Linked DNA regions of Mus musculus: region 2 is linked to region 1. A link is a loop called in an ENCODE intact Hi-C map of the cell type or tissue named here. Cell type or tissue: left cerebral cortex. All regions are shown on one strand. Links, peaks and the distances in the headings refer to the core of each region. The heading gives the core; the rest is flanking DNA.

Region 1 (7,799 bases), core at 2,385-6,384:
AGGTACAAACTAATTTAAAATGTAACTAAATTTGTTACTTTGAGAATGTCCAGTGTTTTCTCAATGAACAATGCTAAAAGTAAAATAACCCTGAGTGTTTGCAGGATTTTATTTTAAAAGTACTTCCCATACCTGAGAGTGATGAGCCTGAACTGGCGTGAAATTTGGCATCCCACCTGAAGACTGACAAATCCATGCCTGGAGTGCCCAGAATGGAGGGCGTGGCCTCATCTGCTTCCTCATTTCTGGATTCCCAAGTGGGTTCTCTGCAGCCCCTCAGCCCATTGTACTACTTTCCCTGTTTCCCAGATTAATAAGAATGTTTTACTTTTTGTTTGCCCCACTTCTGCATGTCCCTGGGCCATATCATCAGCGTCAGCCTGTTTCTTTCTGTTCCCAAAGCACTCAATCCTGGCTTCCATTGCTTTTTGCTCCCACTTCAATGAGGTATGGCTGTTCCCTCCTCTCTTCAAGTTTACCACAGCTTAACATGAGCACTCTAAACTACAAATATAGATATCTCCCTCCCCCACCCTGCAAGCTACCTTTCAACCTTTCTCTCAGGGCCCTGTCCTGGGCATTGCTCCATAGCCTTTCCCATGAAACCTTTCACACTCAGCCGGGTTATAGATTTTTCTCTTGGTTTTCAGTCTGCCCACAGTAATGTTTTCCTTTCTTTCCATCCAACATCCCCCACCCCAGGTTTTTTGTTTTGTTTTGTTTATTTACTTATTCCAGTATTCCAAGTCCTGAGCCAGCTCTGAGGACCAGGAGGAAAGACTGTCCTTCATGAAGATCAGTTAAGCAGAAGCACATGTTTAAGTACTGTGATAAATAGGATGCCGAGTGCTTCACAAAAGGAGCTACAGAACAAAAGGCTTAACCTGGCTGTGAAGACAAGGTGCTTGTTTGGTTATAGGCACCCTAAGGATAGGAATTAGATCTCATTAATCTTTTATTCACCTTCAGTCTCAGCTAAGTGTTCTGTGTTGAATACTATTTCTACAAGGATGGCTATATAATGAAACCCAATATTTGAGTCAGAATCTTTTCCTATTTCAGGGGTACCCTCTCAGTAACTTGGTATCCCCAAAACTGCCAATCAGACAGTAGCACATTCCCTTGCATCCTGCTACTTGACCTACTATCCTTTTCTTTCTCTCATCCTTCCGTGGGAGACTATGCTGCAGGCTCTCACAGCAGCGCAATCTACCTAAGAGAGCAAAGAATGAAAGCCAAGTGCAGGAGTTATACATGGTCAGAACTGTAATTGTATGTTCATTGTATAGGAACCCAACCCCCCAAGTCAGCATTTAAAAAAAAAAAAAATGAAAAGTTTGGCCATGAGAGATCCTGAGTCATTTTTGTCTTGTGTTCCTAAAAGTCCAATGCAGTGTTTTTCAAATAAATAGCAAGCATCTTATAAATAGATTTGTGTCTATTCTTAAATATTTTCCTGCAATACTGAAAGAATGACTGCCACATACACAGTTAGCACCTCTGAATATATATTTAATATACTCTCAAAAGGTACAGAACAGTCCAGAAGACTTTTCAGGGACTAGCAAGAAACCAAGAGCAGCATCTCCCCTGAGGCCTGAGCTTTCACTCTGGGAGCTTTTGAGTTAATAGCAACCTCTTAGAAAAAGCACTGTGTAAAACTCACTGAAGAGCTCATGCATCATTTACAGATGAAGGGGAATTAATTCCACCAGAGGGTTTTTCTCTTAACAGCTAAGTGATGTCTGCTGCCCCCGCAAGTAAATGTTTAAATATGAAGAGGACATTGGCCTTAGAGTCTCTCAAGTACCAGCAAGTTTCAGAGTGTAGCTTGGAAGCAGAGAGGCTTGGGAGAAAGAAGGGAGCAGTAACCACAGCAAAGGACGAGTCTAGAGGGGGACCCTATAGGACATGCAGACTTCTCACTTCCAGTACTAGAATCCAGAACTCAAAGCTAGAAAATGTTTCTATGTGGTTCCATTGCATTTCATGGGTTAGGTAAGACTACAGCATTCCCTGGATACTCATCCACTTCTAAAAAGACAGACATCCTTAGACACACTCACTCAGAAGCATGGCGTGATATTTGGGCTTTTGTCAGTGCTGGGGGATGACCAACCAACCAGAAGCATGCTATGCCCACACTCTACCATGAGCTACACTCTCAAGCCCACACTGGCTTAAGTCAAGACAATTCAGGTCTTAATGCCCACACAACTATGAATTACACCCTTAGTTTCTAATGAATTTCTGTTAATTTGGGATAATTAAAATATTTTCTCCTATGGATTCTTCCTGCAATTCTGAAAAACACTGGGAACAGGTTTTTTGTTTGTTTGTTTTCCTTTAAAGAGACTCCTTTAAAATTCAGCCCAAAAAAATACAAGGTAGGTTTAAAACATGTTTATTAAAATTAAGGAAAGGTAAATTGGACTTACTTGTCTACTAAACAACTATATATTAATACCAACAGACAAACACTAACAACTCCTATGACAACTGGGAATAGTTCAGCCAATAGAAAAGGCTTTTGGCAGGCAGTAAGAGCATCCAGGTAGACTGCAGGCAACATGTATGCATATATCAATCTCAGTCTGCAGAAGTTCTTCTGCAAAAAGTATTGACATACCATGTAAATTAACACACAGCTCCTAAATATAATGTGCTGAAAAATGACACATTATTTGAATGCTTAATGATATGTTTTAGCTGTGAGAATTCTCAAGATGAAGAGTAATGCATTTTTTCCCAGTATCAACTTCTGAAATTTCCCTCGTGTTCCATTATTAAGATGAGAGTATATTCTACTACTGCATGAGTTATTGAACATGTCAGATCAGAAAGGAAAGTTGCACTTACTATAATAGCCACACTATTTTTCTCTCCACCACTCAAGGATTAAAAGAAGCAGGTGAGAGGAGAGTGGGACCCCGGCAAAGGAGCTGGCACTCTTACAGTATACTCAAGGGGCTGCTTTTTATTCTTTAATATGTTTGATAAGATCCACAGTGAAATATGAACATGTGAAAGAGTCACACATTAGCACCATCTGAAACTGTTTATACGATGGTCACTTTCATGAAAGCAACACTAATATATGATGGCCCTGTGGTATATAGAACACATTCACATTATGTCAAAAATAGAGATTTCCTTATTTTAAAAATGCAACAAAAACAGGTTTATTATAATGAGATAGCCAAGGCCTAACTCTAGCATGGATTCTAAGTCACCAGGCACAGAACTCTAACACACTTGCTACCATCCACCCATTTTTTACTCTTAAAATCTAGAGTTCATGACACAAATTCTTCAAAGGTCTGCCCCACTTCATAATTTTTCTTTCAAAGCATCTACAATACAAAGTTAAATAAACCATACGTCCTTAAAGTTGAAGTAAAAGAGATATGAAATTGTTTAAATAATGAAGAGGAGACAAGGCTAGGTTTTCTATAGGGCATGGTTGTTATTAATCAGCAACAAAAGAAAAACTTTTAGTTTAGGTATGATTATGCAATTATAATCTACGTACTTGATGAAATTTATTAGGCATAATAGCTCACTAAAATTTTCTGTATCATCTAGATGAATCTTAAGAATTTGTCATCTGAAATATATTCACAACTAAAGGACAGAATGAAGTAAAATTTCCAGTGCCCCATGCTGTCACTAATACAGTCCCACACAACAGGAGACTGGGCCTCAGGAGAGAAAAAGCATGCTCAGTAGTGGAATGGCAGGCTAAGCATAAGATGGTCAAGTCAAAAAAAAAAAAAAAAAAAAAAAAAAAAAAGAAAAAGAAAAGAAAGAAAGAAAGAAAGAAACAAATTATCTCCCTAGCACTTCTTGAAATTATTTTCTTTCAAGATGTAATGTTCCAGTATCTAAACTGGAAACAGAGATGAAGAAGGCTGACTGCACTGCCTATCTACAAATTCTCAACAGCATACTTATTTATCTGCTTGAGCTTACTGAAAGAACAGAATTAAATGTCTCAAAAGATGCAAGCTGGAGGAAGAAACCTTCAATCCAAGTCACTTGTGCTGGCACAGAAGCTGGGTGTGAAGCAGCTCTTTGAATCTCAGGAAGATAGCCTCCACCCTGGTCGGCTATCCGATACAATGGACCCTATACATCCTCTCTCCAGTATCTCTTCTTAAAACCGGCAGATGAATTATAAATGTCATAACATATATTGTACAAAGAAAGATTTTTCAAAAAGTGAATATTTAAAAAGGGTAATTCGCTGCGTGTACAAAACAGCGAACCATTTCGGATGTGACTAATCTTATTTTAAATTCGGTTCCTCTGCTCCTATGCAATCTAATATTAACTATTAAAACTGCCAAAATATTTTTATACGAGATCTTAGAATCTCCTTAGAGATTCTGATCTTTGCACTCCGTAAAGTTGGCAGGCACGTCACTGGCAAACCAATCGGTAGTGACAACTTACTCCAAACCAGCTCTTTCGGATCAAATTGTAAATTAGCAGGCAATCCAAAATTTCCCAAGCCTCCCTGAGCCAGGGCACGGTTCCCGCTGGTCGCCCGCTGCAAAACTTGGTCAGCTCAACCTACAGACGCAAATTCCAGCTCTACCCAGGAGATTCCTTGCAGATCTCCCGGGTTGACCGTACTTCGGTGTCTGTCCCCGTAAGGTCACACACCTGCGTCCAAAGCTTCTCTGTCCTACACGTGTCTGCACATTCCCCACTCAGCCTCAAAGGCTCGGCGACTCCCGCTTCCCTGCACCTGGGTGCCAAGTTTCTGAAAGCCACTTCCAAGCAAAACTCTCCTTCCGCTCTGAAAACACAACTACAGTAGGAAGGGGCGGATAACAGGAAGAAAGCGGAGACTCAGCGGCACTTTTCGGAAGTCCCTGGTCGCCCCGGAGCTGGCACCCCACGCGGGCCCGCGAGCGCGTCCTCCCCGCACAGCCCGCGCCCCCCGCCCGGCAGGACGCGACGGCCCCGCCGAGCCACGCGTCCGCGCCCCCCGCTCCATCTCGAGGCCCTCCCGGTACCTACGCGGCCCGCAGCTGCGGCGCGCTCCGCGACGACGGCTCTGCCGGGCTCCTGCGGCGGCTGCGGCGGCCGGGACGCCCCCGCGCCCATCGAGGGGGGCAGGGACGCGGTGGGCGCGCGCTCCGTCCCCCGCCCGCCCCGACGGCGCTCGCTCGGTCGCGCGGGCGGAGGCTCGGGCGGAGGCGGGCGGCGGCGGCCCCGGGCGCCCTCCCTAGGCCTCTCCCGCCGCCCCTCCCTCGGCCTCTCCCTCTCCCTCCCCCGCCACCTCCGCCGCCCCCGCCCCGCCCCGCGCGCTGTCACATCGGGAGATTCCGCTCTTGCTCCATTCGCCGCTCCGGCTCCCGCCCACGCGCGGCCGAGTGACGCAGATCCCGGCGTGGGCGGCCGCGGGGCGGGGGTGGGGGCCGGCGGGGCTGAGGCTCGGCGCGGTCCCGGGGGTGGCCCATTCCCACGGCAGCTGGGAGCGCGCGGGTGGGGGCGCGCGCGCGGGTCGGAGGAGGAGGAGGCTTCCGTGGATCCGCGGACAGCGCTGCCTGCCAAGCCCCGCACCGGGCCCGCCCAGGAGGGAGGGGGTGGGGGGGGTACAGAACCGCAGGTGCGGTGCGGACCTGTCCCTCCTCGCCCACTCCACCCTGTCCCCACCCTCGCCCAGGCCTGGTTTGAGGAGGGAGGAAAGGGAAACTCTGGCCTGGTGGCTTAATGACACCCTTTTCATGTCTGGAAACCTTGTGTTACTTTACAGGCCATTCTCTGTTGTCTTCCTGTAGGCAAATGACACACTCCTGGTGCTGTCTTGAGCGTGTCAAAATAGAGTTCTTAAGGCAAGGTGTAGACATTTTGAGCTTGGTTTGCATAAACTTTTCTAGCCAAAGAAAGTGTTACAGCACCTCAAAAGCTAAAGCTATTGCCAAAATTTTAAGGGGAAAAAAATTAAATCTATTTTTGCCTTCCTTGGGGAGGGGGTTTCAAAGAAAAGAATTCAAGTTTTAATGGTGTGCTCTTACTGCAATACAGGTAGAATCCTGTTTTAATGTACATATAAAAATCCAGTTTTATATAGGAGGCCGTTCCCACTTCCTGGCTGGCCTCCCAGAGTGTGCCTACTTGGTTGAAGGGGATACAAGGCATTCTTTGAGAAGAGAAATTCTTTAAACCACATCTTTATGTTGCAACAATGGGTGGGATGATAATATTGAAAGAAAAAGACCTTATTAAATAAACCATTTTTTCTTTTTGTAAAAACATGTTCTACAAATGAGTGATGTCAATGGAATAGATATGTACTTAAATGCATAAATATATAAACATATAGTTACATGGTTAAGTATACATTTAAGCTGAAATATCTTCCCTGTTAGTGACAAGCCTGTCTAGAATAGTTGGTATTTTAAATAATTATTCTTAGTTCCTCAAATTCTTCAGAAGAAATAACAGCTACAAGTGTCTCCCTGCCACTCCAATTGTCAGTGTTTATGCTCCTGCTCAGCGAAGAGGAATTTAATTTGGGTGGTTGTAGTACAGTCAGGGCTACTGAGACAATTTCTTGGCCGGTGTGGAAAGGTAGAGGTTAATGGGTAGTCGAGCAATGAAATCCGCAAAATTCTTCTAATTCTTCACTGGGAACTCTGATGGTTTGCAAACATTGTTGCTTCTGAAAAGCCTAGGGGGAGGGGTGCGTGTAGCTTTATGCCACGCAGTTAGTGATTAGTCAACTTGGTGAGCTCACCTGCACTGCACAGCGTTCTCCAGAATTGAGTCCAAATTGCATGCTGTGCTCCGGTAGGGCGTGCTTCTGCCCTGCTGAAGGCTATACCGACAAGGAAATGTGTCTGGGGCTGATCCTTTTTACAGTTAACCACTCAAGTCCTTCCTTGTTTATGTTCTGGGCACATTAGATAGTGTGTTCTTCCCACATTAAGAATGGCATTCTGGGCCCACTATGCTTTGCTTAAATGCCCTATGGTTTCTGGGAGAGGTGGTGGGAGGAAAGAAAATGAAAGAAAAAAATTTTAAGCTTTTAGGCATCAGGTTCTTTATGGGCACACTGTAGTCAACAGGACTGTTCGACAGGCCTGAGATGTTCACCTGTATGTGAGACAAGTTGGAGGAGAAAGCATTGATTCTGTGCATGCCGTCCTTCCCATTCCTAAACTCCACCTCCCTGCTCTCAGAGTGGAGGTCTTCTAGCTCCTTGGTGCCTTAGTGGGAGGAGAAGGGATACATTCTGTAAGGTAACAATTATGGAGTGGGGTTGTTCTCTGAAGGCCCTCTGGGAGAGATTAGACCGTTTTAGAATTTCTTGGAGGCAGTCCCAGGCAGTTCTAAGAGAACGTGGCAACACAAATGGTTCTTCTTGAGACCATTTGGATATCTTTTGTTAAAAAGAACCCTGCAGTAGCTTTGTTTCTTCTGGTTTGATTTTACCATAAATACCTGTATGCTTAAATTACTCATTTTCTCCAGTACGTCTTGTTAAGTGTTAATTAAATACCAAAGTTAAGTTCTGAGGACACAAATAACCGTGGTTAAACCACAGTTTAAACCATGGTTCTGTTCCCAGAACTTTTCTATAAAACAGCAAAAATAAAAGATCAAAAGAAAGCCTAAAAGCTAAGGAACATGATCTGTTTCTCTTCAATTCTTTATTTCCTATATTAATAGATTCATGGACTATCAACACAACTATCAACTTGGCACTCCCTTGAATCCATGTCACAGTGAAATAGAACTAAAATTCTTTAAAATGGGAGGTTCCTGTCTCATCCCACATTCCA
Region 2 (7,799 bases), core at 2,071-6,070, 98 kb after region 1:
TGTCCAAGTGTCCTTCTCTCCAGGCAAAACGACACGGGAGCAGGTCAGGGTTGCTCTGGGTAAAAGCCTGTGAGCCTAAGAGCTAATCCTGTACATGGCTCCTTTACCTACACACTGGGGATTTGACCTCTATCTCCACTCTCATTAGTTGGGTGGCCTATTTGCTCTTATTAAAAGGAAAGGGGGAGATGTTGGGAGCCGCCCCCACATTCGCCGTCACAAGATGGCACTGACATCCTGTGTTCTAAGTGGTAAACAAATAATCTGCGCATGTGCCAAGGGTATTTTATGACTACTTGTACTCTACCTTTCCCGTGAACGTCAGCTCGGCCATGGGCTGCAGCCAATCAGGGAGTGATGCGTCCTAGGCGAAATATAACTCTCCTAAAAAAGGGGAGGGGGTTTCCGCCATTCTCTCTCGCTGGCATCTCTCTGGCTCTGCGCGCCCTGCGCTCGCTCGCTGCCTAAAGATGTAAACAATAGAGCGCGCGCGCCGGAGCTCTGGCTCCTAAAGATGTAATAGAAGGGGCTTTCGTTTTTGGGGCTGGGCGCTGGGCGCTTGCCCTCCTGGCTCCCAAAGATGTAAGCAATAAAGTTTTGCCGCAGAAGATTCTGGTCTGTTGCGTCTTTCCTGGCCGGGCGTGAGAACGCGATAAAGACTTGTCCTTTTTTTCTTTTTTCTCTTTTAAACAGTATTTTGTATATGCGTGTCGTGTGTACCATGAAATAGACATGTGTAAATCACAGGACAGTTTGTGGGAATCGATTCAGTCCTTTGGCCACTTTTCATGTGATTGCTGAGGATTGAACCTGGGTTCTCAGGAAGAGCATCCAGTGCCCTTAAACCACTGAGCCATCTCTTCAGCCCCAGAAATGTGATCATTTTGAGACCAAACAACATTTTTCTATTTTCTGTAGTTTTCCTGGAAGTTAGGAAGTTTGTATATGTGAGCCTTCTCTTTTAGAGAATTTCTTTTTTTTTTTCTTTTGTCTTCTCATATTTATGAATGGGGGTTAAGAGTTGATGATGGGCTCAGTGTGGGCAGATGGGTTTATAGAGACCTGGGTATTACTTTGGGGTGGAGAAAACATTTTGCCTTCCTGGGATCTGTTTAGTTTTTGCAGGAAAGAAAAAAGAAAATCTCCATTTTCTTGCCTGGGGAAATGACCCTAGAACATTTTCTTACAGTGGGATATATTTCTAAATATTAGTTCACATACATGCATACAGATACACACATATGCACACACAGAGATACACACACATACACACACACACAGAGGCACACACATACCACATGAAATAGTATCCACTTTTTCTGTGTATTGTATATTTGGTGTTTTCTAAGTAGTCTACAGAGCTAGGTTGATTCTCTGTGAGGTCTCTGTGATGCTGGCTGCTCTGTCTGCTAAGGGGCCATGTTCAATGTCAGACTCCTCCCAGGTTATCTCAGTACAGCTCTCTTCCCTGCTCTTCTTCATCTTCACGCATCAAGGAAGTCTTATTTCTCACAAAAATGAGGAAATTTTTATTTCCTCATGATTCTGTGGCTGAGTGTAAGATGAAGTTGTCCGAGGTTTGGGTTTCTCCAACCCTCCTTGGCTGGCAGTCCCCTGCCTTCCCACTTCGTCCTTTCATGACCTTACTGTGTAAGTGCTTTAGAGTGGTGGTATGTCTCTGTGCACAAGGTCACTATCTCTGGGAATTGGGGTGCCATCCTAAGAACTTTATCACTTACTTAAAGATTTGTACTATATTCTGAGGTACTGGGACATCAGCATAGAGATTTGGGGAACAATTTAGTCTAGAACTGAGGATAAAGTCCTGGCTCTCTTGGCCTCAACTTGGACAAAATCCAAAGAGCTGTTCTACCTTCAGAGCAGTCGCCTGGCCATGCATCACAGCCAGCATCTCCGTTAGCCCAATCTTTTCATTTTTCCACAGATGTTGGTCCTAAGGGCACCCCCTTAACAAATGTTCAATTCTCCACACCATCTCAATGTTGGCTTCCTGGGGAGTTCAGCCTATAAAAATGCTGATTATGATCCACTAAACTGATTTCATAATCCATTAATCATAACTGATTTCATAATCAACAGCTAGAAAACACTGGCCTAAGGGTCTGCTGTCTGAGGAACAGAGCTTTGATTGTCAAGGGAGAAAGCAAAGATCATGGGGCCATCTCCAGTTCAGCTTCCTGCCTGGCCCCTGGTACACCCCCATACCTTCCCTTCTGTCAGCAGCTACTGTTTACTTCATTTTTCCTATGGCTTCCTATGAATAAACCACTACATCCTGGGGCAGGCTCCTGGTTTTCTGTGTTTGGGGCATAAAAAAGTTGTGTATTCTTACATACGCTTTCAACTGATCTCAGACTTTAAGTCGGTATTTCACTCCCCTTGGTTTCAAAAGAGATAGCTAAATCCTGACCGCAGTTACTCTACAGTGAAATGTCTTATTCATATCTAGGCTTCAGCTCGTATTTACAGTGGGACTATTAACCCCTCCATTCTCTTCCAACAAACATGTCAGTTCACTTTTTTTTTTTTTTTTTTTTTTTTTTGGCTGTTGTTATTGTAACAAAATATCTGGGTAGCACATGAAGAAAGAGGTTTACTCACCTGTCAAACAAGGACCCAATCACCTTCTGCTAATCTCAACCGAGAGGCTCAGTTGCTTCCTATCAGGGCTACACTGATGACTACAGAGTTTGAACTCTCAGGAGACACAAACAGAGCACAGCGTGGTAACCAAAGGCTCTCATTTGCTCACACTGCTCTGCTGGCCTAGCCAGAAGACAGACATTCTTATGTTCACTCTGCCATATTTTGTTGGAAGTTAGCTTCTTGGAACCTGGTGGTAGTCATACCAGCACAGTGGCTAAGAAGTGAGACACTTGCTTTTTGCTTTTGCATCTTTTTATATGGGGACTTGTGGTGAAGAGCTTTGCTTTCTATAACGATACAAAGTTAAACATACAAAGAAGTGCTTAAAAAGTTCCAAGGAGCCAAGAAGACTTTCAAGTTTAAGGATAATACAGAGAAATGCTAAAGTGCACAGAAGCAGATCAAATTGTAGAAATTCAAGCAAAGAATGTGAGACAGGTGGACAGAGATGATTAAAACTGGCCCCACCACTGAGGGCTGAGAGGTCTGGCCCAGATAGAAATCCTTTTCCCAGTTCCCTGTCCAGCATATTGTAGATCTAACATTCTCAATTGTTAGAGATAGAAGAAGAGCAGAAATGGCCGCTGCTTCTCCCAGAAGAATTCACATCAATTATGAATGATAAAGCAAAGCAGCAAACACAAAGCAACCCACCACTCCTTAAAATCCAGATTTGGCTTGCATCTCTTCTTAAAGAGGAGGTGAGTTACAATAGAATTGCTTCTGCTCACATCTGTGACATAGAATAGTATCAAGCCCCGGAAAAAATAAAAAGAGTTGCCATGGGGCCTGGGGAGATGGCTCAGAGGATAAAGCTCTGGTCACAAGTGTAAGGACCCAAGTTCAGACCTCCGCACCCACACAGAGCTGATGGCAGTCATGGGGAGCCATCAGGATGTCCAGCCCTGTCCCATGCTGCTGTGAACAGGAGACCCTACCTAAAACAAGGTGGAAGGGAAGGGGACACACTTAAGGTTGTCCTCTGACCTCTGCACATGCGCTGTGGCATCAGTGTAGCAAGACACACAGATATCACACAAATGCACAGCAAAAGAAAGAAACCGTTGCTATGAACCCTTGTACGAGCCGTGAGAACACAAAGGCAGCAGAGACTGGCCTCCCTGCCTTCCCCCAGCCCACGCTCAGCAGATCTCTGGGCGTTGGCAGGGCCTCATGAGTGGGCTGGTCCTCCTTTTTGGTGTTGGCTCTGGACTGCACTGGTCTAATTCACTGCCAATTAATCTTGTCAGGCAGCCTGCTGATGCCAGCTGTAGCTCAAACACCCTCACGGCGAATACCCAGCCCAGTGAGCCTTTGTGTAGCCATCGCTGAAAATGTGAGTAAAAAGTTTTAATTTGGACAAACCCTAGGGCATCTGTTCTTCCTGAAAAAAGAAAAAAGAAAAAAAAAAAAGGTGCAACACTCGGTGTATACATTTTTTTTTTTTTGGTGGAGTTTTTTAAAAATAGAATAATCCAGTTTTGAACACGAGGGAGTTTTGAAAAACCAATTTAAGCATAAATAAGTTCATCAGCTACTCATTGTGCTGTGTAAAGCTTGTGAATTAAAAGAAACATAATGGTCATTAGGAAAAGCATGCCTCCCCCTCCCCCCCATTAGTAGTGTGCGTTGTTTGCTGAGCAGTGGGAGTGTGAATATTTGTACCTGTGTGAAGGAGAGGAGCGCGTAGGTTTGTGGGAAGTGGGTGCGGGTCACCGAGTCAGCGGGCGTGGGCGGAGGCTGGGCGCTGAGTCAGAGGGAGGAGGAGGGCAGGTATGTGTGGGCGGCTGGAGACAGCAGCCACAGCTTTGCATGCGAATGTCTCAAGGAAACAGTCCAAGCATTTTTAAAAAGCCTTAGAAAACTGGGAGTCAAAACTGAAGCAGAGTCCAGCTGACCAGGCTGCTTTACCGATGGATGATCTAAAGTTTTAAAATTATTACTTAAGTTATTTCTGGTCTGTGGCTATTTCTTTTTTTCCGCCTGATAATTGGTGTTGAACATTCCCATGTCTTTTGCAGGGCACTTTTTCTGCCTGTCCTCTCTTGTAAAAGTGACCTCAGAGTTGCCTTTGTGCACAAGTAGGACCCGGGCAGAGCCAGGGATGAGTGGAAGATGAGCTTAGAGTTTCCATCCAAAATAATCCTTAATGCCCTAAAGAGATAGTGTCACTGTTCTAACCTTATATGGGATTTTAAAATCTACTGCATTCAAGCCTGAAATGGCATGGTAACATGAGGCAGACAGGGAGCCATGGTTCATGGAGATAAACTGCCACATGCTGCCTACTGATTTAGGCATGGAGAGAGAACGTAGAAGGACTTGGCTATGGAGTGGGAGTCTGTACAATTAATCAAAAGCAAACGTGGGTGGGACATGGCGCTACCCAGCTGTGATCCCAGCACTGGGAAAGCAGAGGCAGGGGGATCAGGTTAAAGACTGTCTCAGTTTATAGGAAGTTTGAGGCTAACCTGGGGTACGGAAGACCCCATCTTACCACAACCAACAACAACCAAGTTCAGAAAGGGATAAATGCAAGGGTATTGGTCTTTGCCAACAGCGCCCTGCTGAGGTAGGAAGAGTATGGGAACTTCGGGGGCAGAAGTTGAGTAACTGAACGAATGGAGACATGAGGTGCTTGTGTGCCTGATTACAGAACAGAAAGCCCCGCACTGGCACTACTGTTCTTATCTGTGGACAGGTGGGAAGGTGTGGGGGGCACTGAGGCCCTTGTGGAACCGTTGTGAGTTTCCTGGTTGGCAGGGAGCCTGGCCAGTGCAGAGCCTGGCTGAGGATGCCCGCTACCATTTCTGCTGACCTGTCCACAGTCCCTTTGAGCTACTTCAGATGAGCTTGCTGACTGCCAAGTGTCTGAAGGGAGAAAAGAAACTATGGGTCGTCTCTTCATTAGCCAATTCTAAGATTTCTTGTCTTTTTTTGCTCCTTTTTACCTTTAAAATGCAATTTTTAATGTAAGTGTTTTCTATGTATTGAGGACACCAATTAAATGATAAAGTGGAATGGTGGTGCAATACACGGTAAAATCAAAACAATGATCTTCTGATTTAAGACCAAACAAAGTTTTAAATAAGGCAGGGAGGTGGCTTAATTGGTAAAGGATCCGAGTGCAGCTTTCTGGAATCTATGAAAAATACAAGGGCTGTGCTGGTTTGCTTCTAACAGCATTGGAGAGGTAGAGACTAGAAATCCTTGACCAAGAATCCAAGAATGCTTGGCTGAGCAATAAGCTTCAGGTTCAGTGAAAAACCATAACTAAGACATTATTTAATCCAGTGTACAGTTTTTAAGAAGGAGACATTAATGGTTAGAGGAATAGTTCCTTGAAGTTTAAATAACTCTGAGTCTATTATTAGAGTATATTTTCAAAGAAATAGAATACCTAACAAGTAAAAACAAAACTTGTGGTGGTTTGAATGACCACCCCTCCCCCAAGTTTGTGTGTTTGGAATATGTTAAGGGGTGTGGCCTTAGTGGAGCTGCATCACTAGGGATAGATGGGCTTTGCGATTTCAGAAGATGCATGCCATTCTCCATGTGCTCCCTGCCTCCTGCCTGAGGGGTGTGAGCTCCTAGCTGATGCTCCAATGTAGTCCACTGTCATGGACTACAGCCCTTTGAAACTGTAAGCTCAGTTTGATTCTTTCTTGGGTAAGTTGTCTTGGCCGTGGTTTTATCACAGCAACGCCACAGAAAAGAATGCACGAAGGTTGTAGTCAACCCAAGAACAGGGTGGTGGTAAGATGCACTTAACCATTCAAAGCACTTCAGTGAGAATGAGAAGCCAGGAGCACAAGTAGTTTAGGAAAGGAACCCAGTAACCTGGGGTGCTGTAGGCTTGCATACAATTGAGCTGGTGAGTGGCCTCTGCCTGCTAGTCCCAGCCTCCCAAGGTATTCTGGCCCAGCAGCAGAAACTACTCTTAGTGAAGACTCTGGTAGTCAGCAACTAGGTGAACTGCCTCCTCATTTTTCCCTGGACATGCGGATATCCATAAGGAAAAATGACTTTCTGTCTTTGTGTCTTTTTTTTTTAATTTATTTATTTAATATATATGAGTACATGGTCTCTATCCTCATGCACACCAGAAGAGGGCATCAGATCTCATTACAGATGGTTGTGAGCCACCATGTGGTTGCTGGGATTTGAACTCAGGACCTCTGGAAGAGCAGTTGGTGCTTTTAACCGCTGAGCCATCTCTCCAGCCCCCTCTTTGTGTCTTGAGTCACCACTCTTCAATGCAAAACCACAGAGTAGTGCTGGATGCCAGAGTGAAGTTCTGCAGGTTTCCTGTATCCCATGAGAAAGGCTCCTCCTCTTCACCCACAGCCCAGAACACACCTGAACTTTTATGTCCCTACTCCCCACAATTGCTCTTGAAACCACCCCCCCCTTTTTTTACAACTTTTTCCAATTTTTTATTAGGTATTTTCTTCATTTACATTTCAAATGCTATGCCAAAAGTCCTCTATACCCTCCCCCCTCCCCGCCCTGCTCCCCTAACTACCCACTCCCACTTCTTGGCCCTGGTGTTCCTCTCTACTGGGGCATATAAAGTTTGCAAGACCAAGGGACCTCTCTTCCCAATGATGGCCGACTAGGCCATCTTCTGCTACATATGCAGCTAGAGACACGAGCTCTGGGGGTACTGATTAGTTCATATTGTTGTTCCACCTATAGGGTTGCAGACCCTTCAGCTCTTTGGGTACTTTATCTAGCTTCTCCATTGGGGCCCTGTGATCCATCCAATAGCTGACTGTGAGCATCCGCTTCTGTGTTTGCCAGGCACTGGCATAGCCTCACATGAGACAGCTATATCAGGGTCCTTTCAGCAAAATCATGTGAGTTCTTTTGTGATTGGGTTACCTCACTCAGAATGATATCCTCCACATACATCCATTTGCCAAGGAATTTTATAAATTCATTGTTTCTAATAGCTGAGTAGTACTCCATTGTGTAAATGTACCACATTTTCTGTATCCATTCCTCTGTTGAGGGGCATCTGTGTTCTTTCCAGCTTCTGGCTAATATATATAAGGCTGCTATGAACATAGTGGAGAATGTGTCCTTATTGCAAGTTGGAACATCTTCTGGGTATATGCCCAGGAGAGGTA

The links. Peaks named below come from ENCODE experiments on the same cell type or tissue, not always from the same donor. Only the 100,000 strongest peaks of a DNase experiment are listed, where the experiment ranks them.
Region 2: a loop joins it to region 1, with 2.1 times the contacts of the local background. A loop is called at or near these places in 4 of 42 quality-filtered maps.

What each region holds. Positions count from the first base shown.
Region 1 is chr1:52,495,182-52,502,980 of GRCm38, forward strand. Nab1 (Ngfi-A binding protein 1) reads right to left here and starts at 5,267. Exons shown (of 8, transcript NM_008667.3): 1 at 5,029-5,267. In left cerebral cortex, for the core only: no CTCF peak of the experiment used is centred there; DNase peaks (open chromatin) are centred at 4,086, 4,708, 5,429, 5,762 and 1 more place; H3K4me3 peaks cover 2,624 bases; H3K27ac peaks cover 2,385 bases.
Region 2 is chr1:52,593,602-52,601,400 of GRCm38, forward strand. It overlaps a transcript of Nemp2 not described here. Among named protein-coding and RNA genes, the nearest start is that of Gm28178, 17 kb to the left of the region's middle. In left cerebral cortex, for the core only: no CTCF peak of the experiment used is centred there; DNase peaks (open chromatin) are centred at 3,878, 4,409 and 4,904; H3K4me3 peaks cover 347 bases.